2 separate regions of the Homo sapiens genome follow, and region 2 is linked to region 1. A link is an interaction called in ENCODE POLR2A ChIA-PET data of the cell type or tissue named here. Cell type or tissue: HepG2. All regions are shown on one strand. Links, peaks and the distances in the headings refer to the core of each region. The heading gives the core; the rest is flanking DNA.

What was found. Peaks named below come from ENCODE experiments on the same cell type or tissue, not always from the same donor. Only the 100,000 strongest peaks of a DNase experiment are listed, where the experiment ranks them.
Region 2: POLR2A ChIA-PET joins it to region 1 with 5 read pairs; 4 of 35 experiments call an interaction of 5 or more read pairs at or near these places.

The regions. Positions count from the first base shown.
Region 1 is chr1:219,923,862-219,929,235 of GRCh38, reverse strand. SLC30A10 (solute carrier family 30 member 10) reads left to right here and starts at 679. Exons shown (of 4, transcript NM_018713.3): 1 at 679-1,435; 2 at 2,131-2,208. The coding sequence starts at 796. It overlaps LOC107985281 (a long non-coding RNA gene), which reads right to left and starts at 451. Exons shown (of 3, transcript XR_001738476.3): 1 at 1-451. RefSeq lists an enhancer at 355-649. In HepG2, for the core only: a CTCF peak has its summit at 1,006; a DNase peak (open chromatin) is centred at 2,355; H3K4me3 peaks cover 2,972 bases.
Region 2 is chr1:219,836,554-219,841,927 of GRCh38, reverse strand. It overlaps a transcript of LOC105372926 not described here. Among named protein-coding and RNA genes, the nearest start is that of SLC30A10, 89 kb to the left of the region's middle. RefSeq lists an enhancer at 2,150-2,893. In HepG2, for the core only: a CTCF peak has its summit at 4,004 (motif pointing left); DNase peaks (open chromatin) are centred at 2,118 and 4,007; H3K4me3 peaks cover 356 bases.

The sequences.
Region 1 (5,374 bases), core at 310-5,309:
CCTGAAGGGGAACGGGGACGATCTTGTGCCATGAGTGGGTAATAGGAACGATCCTGCACCGTTTATAATGGCTGTGAGGAACAAGAGAGGATTAAATAGCTTTATCCTGGGGTTAGTGGAATGAGGGTGGAGGGCTGAGTGGCGGATGAGGTCACATTTCACGAAATGAAAAGCAGGAAGCACCCTCAAGGGCAAGTTGCCCCAAGCCTGTGCTCCGGGGCCTTGCACCTGATTAATATGGAATCTGCACCGCAAGGTGCCTATGGGCACGTACGCGAAGGTGTCCCAGTCCACCGCAGCGAACACACCCCACAGCAGCCAAGGCCCTTATGACTGAGTCAACAGGACACTGGCGACCCTGAGGGCCAGGAGAAGCGGGGTGTCTGGGTGAATCCCACCTCTGCATGGGGAGGGAGTCTGTGAAGATTGACGTCCAGACACGCCCCCTCTCCTCCGCAGCGCCCCTCTCTGCACAGTCCTGTCCCACAAAGAGAGACATCGGCTCGTGGCCACCTGCCAAGTCAGGCCCAGGCCGCGAGGGAGGGGAAAAGGGCCGCGGGAGGCGGTGCACGGGCTGTTCAGATACTGCCCCCGCCACTCCTTTAGACTCTGGACGTGCGGGGACTGGTGGCGCTCGGCCTCGCGTTATAAAAAGCGGTGGGGCAGGGCCGGCGAGACAATCTGGGAGGCGGGTACCGGGCCTCACGGATCCGCGCCGCGCCCCCCACCTGTGGCTGCGCGCGGGGTGGGCTGCGCTCCCCTGGGCGGCGCCGGGCGCCCGGGGCTGGTGGCGAGATGGGCCGCTACTCTGGCAAGACGTGCCGGCTGCTCTTCATGCTGGTGCTCACCGTCGCCTTCTTCGTGGCGGAGCTGGTCTCCGGCTACCTGGGCAACTCCATCGCGCTGCTCTCCGACTCCTTCAACATGCTCTCCGACCTGATCTCGCTGTGCGTGGGCCTGAGCGCCGGCTACATCGCCCGGCGCCCCACCCGGGGCTTCAGCGCCACCTACGGCTACGCCCGCGCCGAGGTGGTGGGCGCGCTGAGCAACGCGGTCTTCCTCACCGCGCTCTGCTTCACCATCTTCGTGGAGGCCGTGCTGCGCCTGGCCCGGCCCGAGCGCATCGATGACCCCGAGCTGGTGCTCATCGTCGGCGTCCTGGGGCTGTTGGTCAACGTGGTGGGGCTGCTCATCTTCCAGGACTGCGCCGCCTGGTTCGCGTGCTGCCTCCGGGGACGCAGTCGCCGCCTGCAGCAGCGGCAGCAGCTGGCGGAGGGCTGTGTCCCCGGCGCTTTCGGGGGGCCTCAGGGCGCGGAGGACCCGCGGCGCGCGGCGGACCCGACAGCCCCAGGCTCGGACTCGGCCGTAACCCTCCGGGGGACCTCGGTGGAAAGGAAGCGGGAGAAGGGGGCGACCGTGTTCGCAAACGTAGCAGGTGCCTTTCGGTTGCATCCTTTGGACCGCTTGGCCCTTCCTTCCTCCTCCCACCCGGTCCCTTTCTTCTCACCCCACGCCCTCTTTTTCTTCTGCATGCTTTTTTTCTGTTTTTTTTTTTTTGTTGTTGTTGTTTTTTTTTTTTTTTTTTTTTTTTTTTTTTAATAAATCCATTCCCTTTACAATCCCGCTTTACTTCTCTTCTGCCAATTTAACATATTCCCCATCCCTTCTTTTTTCTCCTGGATCCTCGGGTAGCCCTGGCCTCTTTTCCCTTACCCTATTCTCTGTATATGAGTATTGATTTTCTTGGAAATCGGTCACTATTATTGGGCAACAGGCAGGACTCTCCAACCCCTCCTCCCTCTCATTACTTGCTGTCTGAATTTTGTTGTTCTCCCCCCCTCTTTGCCCATCCGTTTGTCTTCTTGGGTGTTACGGGTTTAGGGGCTGCAGGTGGGCTCCCATTCACCCTCTTTTTGTTTTAACTTGAAAGGATGTGTGAATGAAGTCCAAAGGTGGATCACAAGGCTATTTCAAGGCCAAAATGTACTGTTCTGAGCTGTGGGTGTGCAGAAGGGTCTCCCTTAAGCTAGTAGAAATTTAAAATAACAAAACTTTATTTTGAGTCCATTGGTTTTTTTTTGTTTGTTTGTAGAACTTATACACAACACAAGGTTTCTTCTTTGAATGCAGGTGATTCCTTCAACACCCAGAATGAGCCAGAAGACATGATGAAAAAAGAGAAAAAGTCTGAAGCTCTGAATATCAGAGGTAGGATTGACTTTGGGCCTATTTGAAATCCCTTTCTATGACACACATGGACTGTGTTGTTTATTTCTGTTTGACTTTTAATAAGGCAAAGGTGTGTTTGAAAGTAGGCCAGTTACATGCATAGACTATGACCCAACTCTCTTTCGTAATCACTGCATTGATCCTGAGGGAGAAACTGGTTGCTAATGATTTATCTTAGCTCCACTGAGACCCATGCTAATACTGCCTGCTCCAGAGCTGCACATATTAATATTGTGTTACTACTTTACTTGGTTTTACTGGTCCGTGGATATTGCTAATAAATCATGCAACCCATTTTAATTGAATTGATTTTGATAAAGGTAGGAAAAGAGTAGGTGAGCTGCTATCCAAGGTTATGCCCTATCTCGCATTGCTGAGTGACCCTATTGCATCAGCTATTTCTGCCAGAAATCTGCTTTTGTGAAGGGACCGTTGGCTCACTAAAACCTCCACTCCCAGGACCAAAGGGAGTGTTCTGGTGAGGCCCAAGGCAAGCACCTAGCTAGCCTCTCACCATGTGGTCAAGGTCGGAAGCACTGGACTAAGGTCAGCCCAGGGCTTTTTGAGATGTGTTTCTCGCTGGACACCATTGTAGCCAACATCTCTCCCTTCCAACTTCTTGGGCATAGACTTTGCTTCAGAGTGATCCCAGAAGGGGTTAATCCCCAATTTTGACTTTGAGAATTCCAACAAGGATTAAGCAACCCTCTACTTTCCTGTGGTTTGGGGAAAGCCTGTAAGTGGGGCTTTGATGGAAATAATACAATGAAAAATTAATAATTCAGGAGATACCTTCACTTTGAGTGTCTCACATCTGTTTTACAAAGGAATTCTCAGAGTGAACCTATAGGGAAAATCCAGAAGATAACAACAATAACATATGATCTCCTAAAAATTTCTAAATTAATCAAACAAATTTAAAGGCAACAGGGGAATTTGCTCTCTGAAAGAGCTTAGTAGTGAGCTTTTAAAAGAGAATCTGTAATGAAAAAAAAATCATCCTTTATCTCTCTTTTTTAAGGTCCAGTTTAAAAATATATACATTGGGGTGGGCGCGGTGGCTCACGCCTGTAATCCCAGCACTTTGGGAGGCTGAGGTGGGCAGATCACCTGAGGTCGGGAGTTTGAGACCAGCCTGGCCAACATGGTGAAACCCCACCCCATCTCTAGTAAAAATACAAAAACTAGCCAGGCATGGTGGTGGGTGCCTGTAATCCCAGCTACTCGGGAGGCTGAGGCAGGAGAATTGCTTGAACCCCAGAGGTGGAGGTTGCAGTGAGCCGAGATTGTACCACTGCACTCCAGCCTGGGAGACTGAGCTAGATTCTGTCTCAAAAAAAAAAAAAAAAAAAAAATATATATATATATATATATGTACACACACACACATAAATTTTAAGGTGGAGTTCACCATCAGAGGCTTTAACTTTTCAAAGCCTGTTCTGTTAAGTATCCTCATTTTTTTTCTTCTTTGAGATGGAGTCCTGCTCTGTCTCCCAGGCTGGAGTGCAGTGGCGCCATCTCTGCTCACTGCAACCTCTGCCTACCAGGTTCAAGTGATCCTTGTGCCTCAGCCTCCCAAGTAGCTGGGATTACAGGTGCGCACCACCACGCCTGGCTGATTTTTGTATTTTTAGCAGAAACGGGGTTTCACCATGTTGGCCAGGCTGGTCTCGAACTCCTGACCTCAGGCAATCTGCCCGCCTCGGCTGCCCAAAGTGCTGGAATTACAGGTGTGAGCCACTGCACCCGGCCAACTATCCTCATTCTTATGTTACAAAGTTGAGAAAGAGAATAGGTAGGTGGATTGATGCAAAGAAGAAGAAGAGTAGGCCCTCATAGTTATAGTGATCTTGTTTGGGAAACTTGTATGAACTTGCCAAATTTTAGTCCTAAGCTATTGAAGTTTCTTGGTAGAAAAATGTCAGTAGTAGAATGCCTTGCTATACCTGGCTGGGCCTTTGGTTTACAGGGACTGACACCAGTGCACCTTTAGCTTCTGATAGAGGTGAATAGTGCGGTGGCTGAAAGGTTGGGATTTGGCTTCAAACTGCCTGAGTGTGAATCATGGCTCTGCCACTTAAGAACCATGTGACTTTGGGCAAGTTATTGAACCTCTCTAAGCCTCCAATCCCCTCATCTTTAAAATGAGGATAATAACAGTACCCACCTTATGGGATTGCTTTGAAATAAATGAAACATATAAAGTGTTTAGGCTTATAGTAGGAAAACTAGCTAACATTTTTATTGAGTATGTACTTTGTCCCTGGTACCATTCATGAATGAGTGAACTGGTAGTCACATTAATCTTACTGAGTGGATACAATTATCGTTTAATTAGTGGGTGGAATTGCTGGGCTCAATCCATAGTGCTTCCGTGTTAGCTGAGATCATTCCTGCTGCTTTTGATGAGTACCTGTACTGTGGCTAATAGGAGCCTTTACATATTCCCGGCTAAGTGTGAGGCTGGCCTCCCCTTTGGTGCTGTGTTCTTATCTTGGAGCCACAGTTCAGGGAAGGATCACAGAATGTTAGAACTAGAAGGACCTTAGGGAAATTGGACTTCAACCTTTCACTTCACAGATGAGGAAGCAGGGTGTGGAGAGTTTGACGACTTCCCCAAGTCACCCCAGCTCATAGCAGAGACAAGGCTGGAATCCTGGGCTCCTACATCACATTTCTGGCCCTTTCCATGATCACACATTGCCTCTAGACTCCAGACAGGGCTTGCTTCTCTAGTACACAGTCCACTGAATGGTTATATTTCTAACATTTAAGCAACTGCTTTAGAAAGCAGGACTGTGTCCCACTCTCCAGATCTGCAGAGGTAACAGCTTACGGGGATCTCTGTGAACAAAAACAATTTCTTCACTTTCTTTACTGTTTCTCTTATTCCAATGGGAATTTAAAAAATGAGTTTTTGTTTGTTTGTTTGTTTTGTTTTTTGAGATGAAGTCTCACTCTGTAGCCCAGGCTGGAGTGCAGTGTCGTGGTATTGACTCACCACAAACTGCCTCCCAGGCTCAAGCGATTCTCCTGCCTCAGCCTACAGAGTAGCTGGGATTACAGGCGCGCGCCACTGCACCCGGCTAATTTTTTTTGTATTTTTAGTACAGACGGGGTTTTGCCATGTTGGCCAGGCTGG
Region 2 (5,374 bases), core at 228-5,227, 87 kb after region 1:
CTTTCTGTCTCGTTGATCTGTCTAATGTTGACAGTGGGGTGTCAAAGTCTCCCATTATTAAGGTGTGGGAGTCTAAGTCTCTTTGTAGGTCACTCAGGACTTGCTTTATGAATCTGGGTGCTCCTGTATTGGGTGCATATATATTTAGGATAGTTAGCTCTTCTTGTTGAATTGATCCCTTTACCATTATGTAATGGCCTTCTTTGTCTCTTTTGATCTTTGTTGGTTTAAAGTCTGTTTTATCAGAGACTAGGATTGCAACCCCTGCCTTTTTTTGTTTTTCATTTGCTTGGTAGATCTTCCTCCATCCTTTTATTTTGAGCCTATGTGTGTCTCTGCACGTGAGATGGGTTTCCTGAATACAGCACACTGATGGGTCTTGACTCTTTATCCAATTTGCCAGTCTGTGTCTTTTAATTGGAGCATTTAGTCCACTTACAATTTAAAGTTAATATTGTTATGTGTGAATTTGATCCTGTCATTATGATGTTAGTTGGTTATTTTGCTCGTTAGTTGATGCAGTTTCTTCCTAGCCTTGATGGTCTTTACAATTTGGCATGATTTTGCAGTGGCTGGTACCGGTTGTTCCTTTCCATGTTTAGTGCTTCCTTCAGGAGCTCTTTTAGGGCAGGCCTGGTGGTGACAAAATCTCTCAGCATCTGCTTATCTGTAAAGTATTTTATTTCCCCTTCACTTATGAAGCTTAGTTTGGCTGGATATGAAATTCTGAGTTGAAAATTCTTTTCTTTAAGAATGTTGAATATTGGCCCCCACTCTCTTCTGGGTTGTAGAGTTTCTGCCGAGAGATCCACTGTTAGTCTGATGGGCTTCCCTTTGTGGGTAACCCGACCTTTCTCTCTGGCTGCCCTTAACATTTTTTCCTTCATTTCAACTTTGGTGAATCTGACAATTATGTGTCTTGGAGTTGCTCTTCTTGAGGAATATCTTTGTGGCATTCTCTGTATTTCCTGAATTTGAATGTTGGCATGCCTTCCTAGATTGGGGAAGTTCTCCTGGATAATATCCTGAAGGGTGTTTTCCAACTTGATTCCATTCTCCCCGTCACTTTCAGGTACACCAATCAGATGTAGGTTTGGTCTTTTCACATAGTCCCATATTCCTTGGAGGCTTTGCTCGTTTCTTTTTATTCTTTTTTCTCTAAACTTCCCTTCTCGCTTCATTTCATTCATTTCATCTTCCATCACTGATACCCTTTCTTCCAGTTGATCGCATTGGCTCCTGAGGCTTCTGCATTCTTCATGTAGCTCTCGAGCCTTGGCTTTCAGCTCCATCAGCTCCTTTAAGCACTTCTCTGTATTGGTTATTCTAGTTATACATTCGTCTAAATTTTTTTCAAAGTTTTCAACTTCTTTGCCTTTGGTTTGAATTTCCTCCCGTAGCTCGGAGTGGTTTGATCATCTGAAGCCTTCTTCTCTCAGCTCATCAAAGTCATTCTCCATCTAGCTTTGTTCCGTTGCTGGTGAGGAGCTGCATTCCTTTGGAGGAGGAGAGGCGCTCTGCCTTTTAGAGTTTCCAGTTTTTCTGCTCTGTTTTTTCCCCATCTTTGTGATTTTATCTACTTTTGTTCTTTGATGATGGTGACGTACAGATGGGTTTTTGGTGTAGATGTCCTTTCTGTTTGTTAGTTTTCCTTCTAACAGACAGGACCCTCAGCTGCAGGTCTGTTGGAGTTTGCTAGAGGTCCACTCCAGACCGTGTGTGCCTGGGTACCAGCAGCGGTGGCTGCAGAACAGCGGGTTTTCGTGAACTGTGAATGCTGCTGTCTGATCATTCCTCTGGCAGTTTTGTCTCAGAGGAGTACCCGGCCGTGTGAGGTGTCAGTCTGCCCCTACTGCGGGGTGCCTCCCAGTTAGGCTGCTCAAGGGTCAGGGGTCAGGGACCCACTTGAGGAGGCAGTCTGCCCGTTCTCAGATCTCCAGCTGCGTGCTGGGAGAACCACTGCTCTCTTCAAAGCTGTCAGACAGGGACATTTAAGGCTGCAGAGGTTACTGCTGTCTTTTTGTTTGTCTGTGCCCTGCCCCCAGAGGTGTAGCCTAGAGATGCAGGCAGGCCTCCTTGAGCTGTGGTGGGCTCCACCCAGTTCGAGCTTCCCGCTGCTTTGTTTACCTAATCAATCCTGGGCAATGGCGGGCGCCCCTCCCTCAGCCTCGCTGCCGGCTTGCAGTTTGATCTCAGACTGCTGTGCTAGCAATCAGCGAGATTCCGTGGGCATAGAACCCTCCAAGCCAGGTGCGGGATATAATCTCGTGGTGCTCCATTTTTTAAGCCTGTCGGAAAAGCGCGGTATTAGGGTGGGAGTGACCCGATTTTCCAGGTGCCGTCTGTCACCCCTTTCTTTGACTAGGAAAGGGAACTCCCTGACCCCTTGCGCTACCCGAGCGAGGCAATGCCTCGCCCTGCTTCGTCTCGCGCACGGTGTGCTGCACCCACTGTCCTGCGCCCACTGTCTGGCACTCCCTAGTGAGATGAACCCGGTACCTCAGATGGAAATGCAGAAATCACCCGTCTTCTGTGTCGCTCAAGCTGGGAGCTGTAGACGGGAGCTGTTCCTATTCAGCCATCTTGGCGCCACCCCCCCAACATTTCTTATTTTTCAACAGAAAGATCTCAAATTCTGTAGACTGGGAAGTCTAGCATCCTTAGGAACATACCAAGAATTTGCATTCAGTAGTGCCGAAGGAACAGCAGCTCCGTGACAGTTCAACTCATAAGTGGCTCCTCTTTCCTTTCTCTTACTGTTAGGTTCCTATAATTCACTCTACGTCAATACATTATGGATTTAATGTCAATTAGAGAGCCTTCAAAGAGCAAAGTGACCTGAACACTTTGCAATGAGATGCACTTGAAAATACAAATGAAAAAATGACAAAATACACTGTTACATCAAAAATAAATGCTATGCACTAGATTTTTCCCCTCTCTACCTCCAACTTGTCCTTGTTCCTGTAAGAAGTCAAGATGTGGCTATGTTAAAAAATGGGTGGATGGGTGAACAGATATGGAGCCAACACTATCTCTTATACACAGAGGAAGCAGTGAAGGAACCTTTCACCTTGATTTTAAGCCTGACAAACAAAGGCCAATTTGGTTGTAAGGAAAAGATGAAGTCTTAGGAGAAAATGACCTTGCCTTTCATTTTCGACCTTATAATAACCATTCTGAAAAGTTGTAAAAGGGAATCCCATGTTGATTAAGATAGTGAATGGACCAAATGACTTCATTGGTTTAAGTGAGGTACACCCTGTCCTCACCTTAAATTCAGGGTGGGAAAGGCCGGACTGTCATCTTACTCTTTTCTAATCATCCATTTAGTGGATGTTATTGTTCGATGATTTGTTCGATGTTATTGCTGTTTACCATGGGGGCTGTAAAAGATGAAGCCATTTTAGTGTAGGTCACCAGAGCACACACTCTGGAGCCTACTGCTTAGATATGAATCTCAGCTCAAGTCCATGTATGAGCTGAGTGACTCTGGGCAAGTTACTCAACCTCAGTTTACTCCTCTATAATATGGGCATAATAACAATTCCTCCTTCATAGCTTTATTGTGAAGGTTAAATAGTTAACATTATGTAAAGTGATTAGAACAGTGCTTCATAATAATAATTATGTTGATATTAACTTATTAAAAATTAATATTACTTAAATTATTGTTATTATTGTTATGCATTTTATTACTTGTCTATAGACTCTGGAAACTCAAGGCCTTTCTGTCTTTTCACGCTTGAACAGGTCACTGTCTTCTACATCCTATCCTTTAGTTTTCTATCAAATTAACTTTTCCAATTAATGTCTTTCATCATTGTTTTTTTTCGGCTCACACTGTGGACTGACCTCACACTGAATAGACAATAACTCAAACACTCTTTGATTACCACTCAAGGCTCTCCATAGACTGGCCTCAACTGTATTCTCCAAACTTTTTAGTAGGGAAGATGAAGTCGCTTTGGTTTCTCAGTCCATTTTCAGAGACAGCAGCACCATCTACTGGACGATCTTTATTCTAAGTAACTGAGCATTCACATTCTCGACTGTTAGAACTTGAAAGAGCGAGAAAGCAGAGGTGGATGTTGGTGTTGTCTTTGGTTCATTTGTTCTAAGATCACATTCCAAGGCTGAATACATGAAAGACCATGAAAGAGTTAAGGGAATGCCAGGTACAGTATTTCATGTTGAAAGACTTTGAAATCATGATTTTAGAATGTAAAGGGAACTTAGAAGACAATGGTAAAGCAGCAACAGTTAGAGTAACGCTGTATGTTTATGTATCGCTGAAAAGTTTTTAAAGAACTCTCACATGATTTGACCCTCAAAGTAGCCCTGAAAAATAGACAACACAGATCTTATTATCTCCATTTTAAATGAAAGGAGAGTTAGGCAAAGGAAGGCTAAATTAGGTGCTTTAGGTTTCACACCAGGAATTGTGACTCAGTGTTGTGGACTTTCCATTACACTATACTTACCTGCTCCGGACTCTCATTCTATAGATGGGAAAACTGACTCCTGAAGAATCTAAGCAACATCTCTCAAATCCAATGGTAAGTTGTAGTAGTATCAGAACAAGAGTCTCCTGATTAACAATTGGCACTCATTGACAATTCTACTTCTTCACTTTCTTATAAAATTTGTATAAATTTAAAGGGTATAGGTGCAGTTTTTTTTTTTAACATGGATATATTACACAATGGTAAAGTCTCAGCTTTTAGTGTAACCATCACCCAAATAACCTACGTCATGCCCATCAAGTAATTAATTTCTCATTCCTCACCCCTCCCACCTCTCCACCCTTTTGAGTCTCCAGTGACTATTATTGCACACTCTACGTCCATGTGTACATGTTATTTAGCACCCACTTTTAAGTGAGAACATGCGGTATTTGGCTTTGTTTCTGAGATGTTTTTACTTACGGTAATGACCTCTAGGTCCATCCATGTTGCAGCAAAAGATGTGATTTCGTTCTCTTTTATGGCAGTGTATATTCTTTTGTGTATATATGCTACATTTTCTTTATCCAATCCTCTGTCGATGGACACTTAAGTTGAATTCATGTCTTTGCTATTATGCCCCACTTTGCCCTAACCCCAATAATGACAACACCATCAGTGAAAAATAGAGAGGTGATGATGAAACTCTCATTGGAATTATTGCTCTGAATTGTGAACATAGGCAGGTGAAGCATGAAAAGGTGAAGCATGAAAATAAATTGATTCTGATACCTGCCATTGGTACAGTCACTCCAGGGTAGAGCCTGGTCCTGAGATTGAAGAAAGAGGCTGGGTAAGATGGCTCATGCCTGTAATCCCAGCACTTCGGGAGGCTGAAGTGGGAGGACTACTTGAACCCAGGAGTTGGA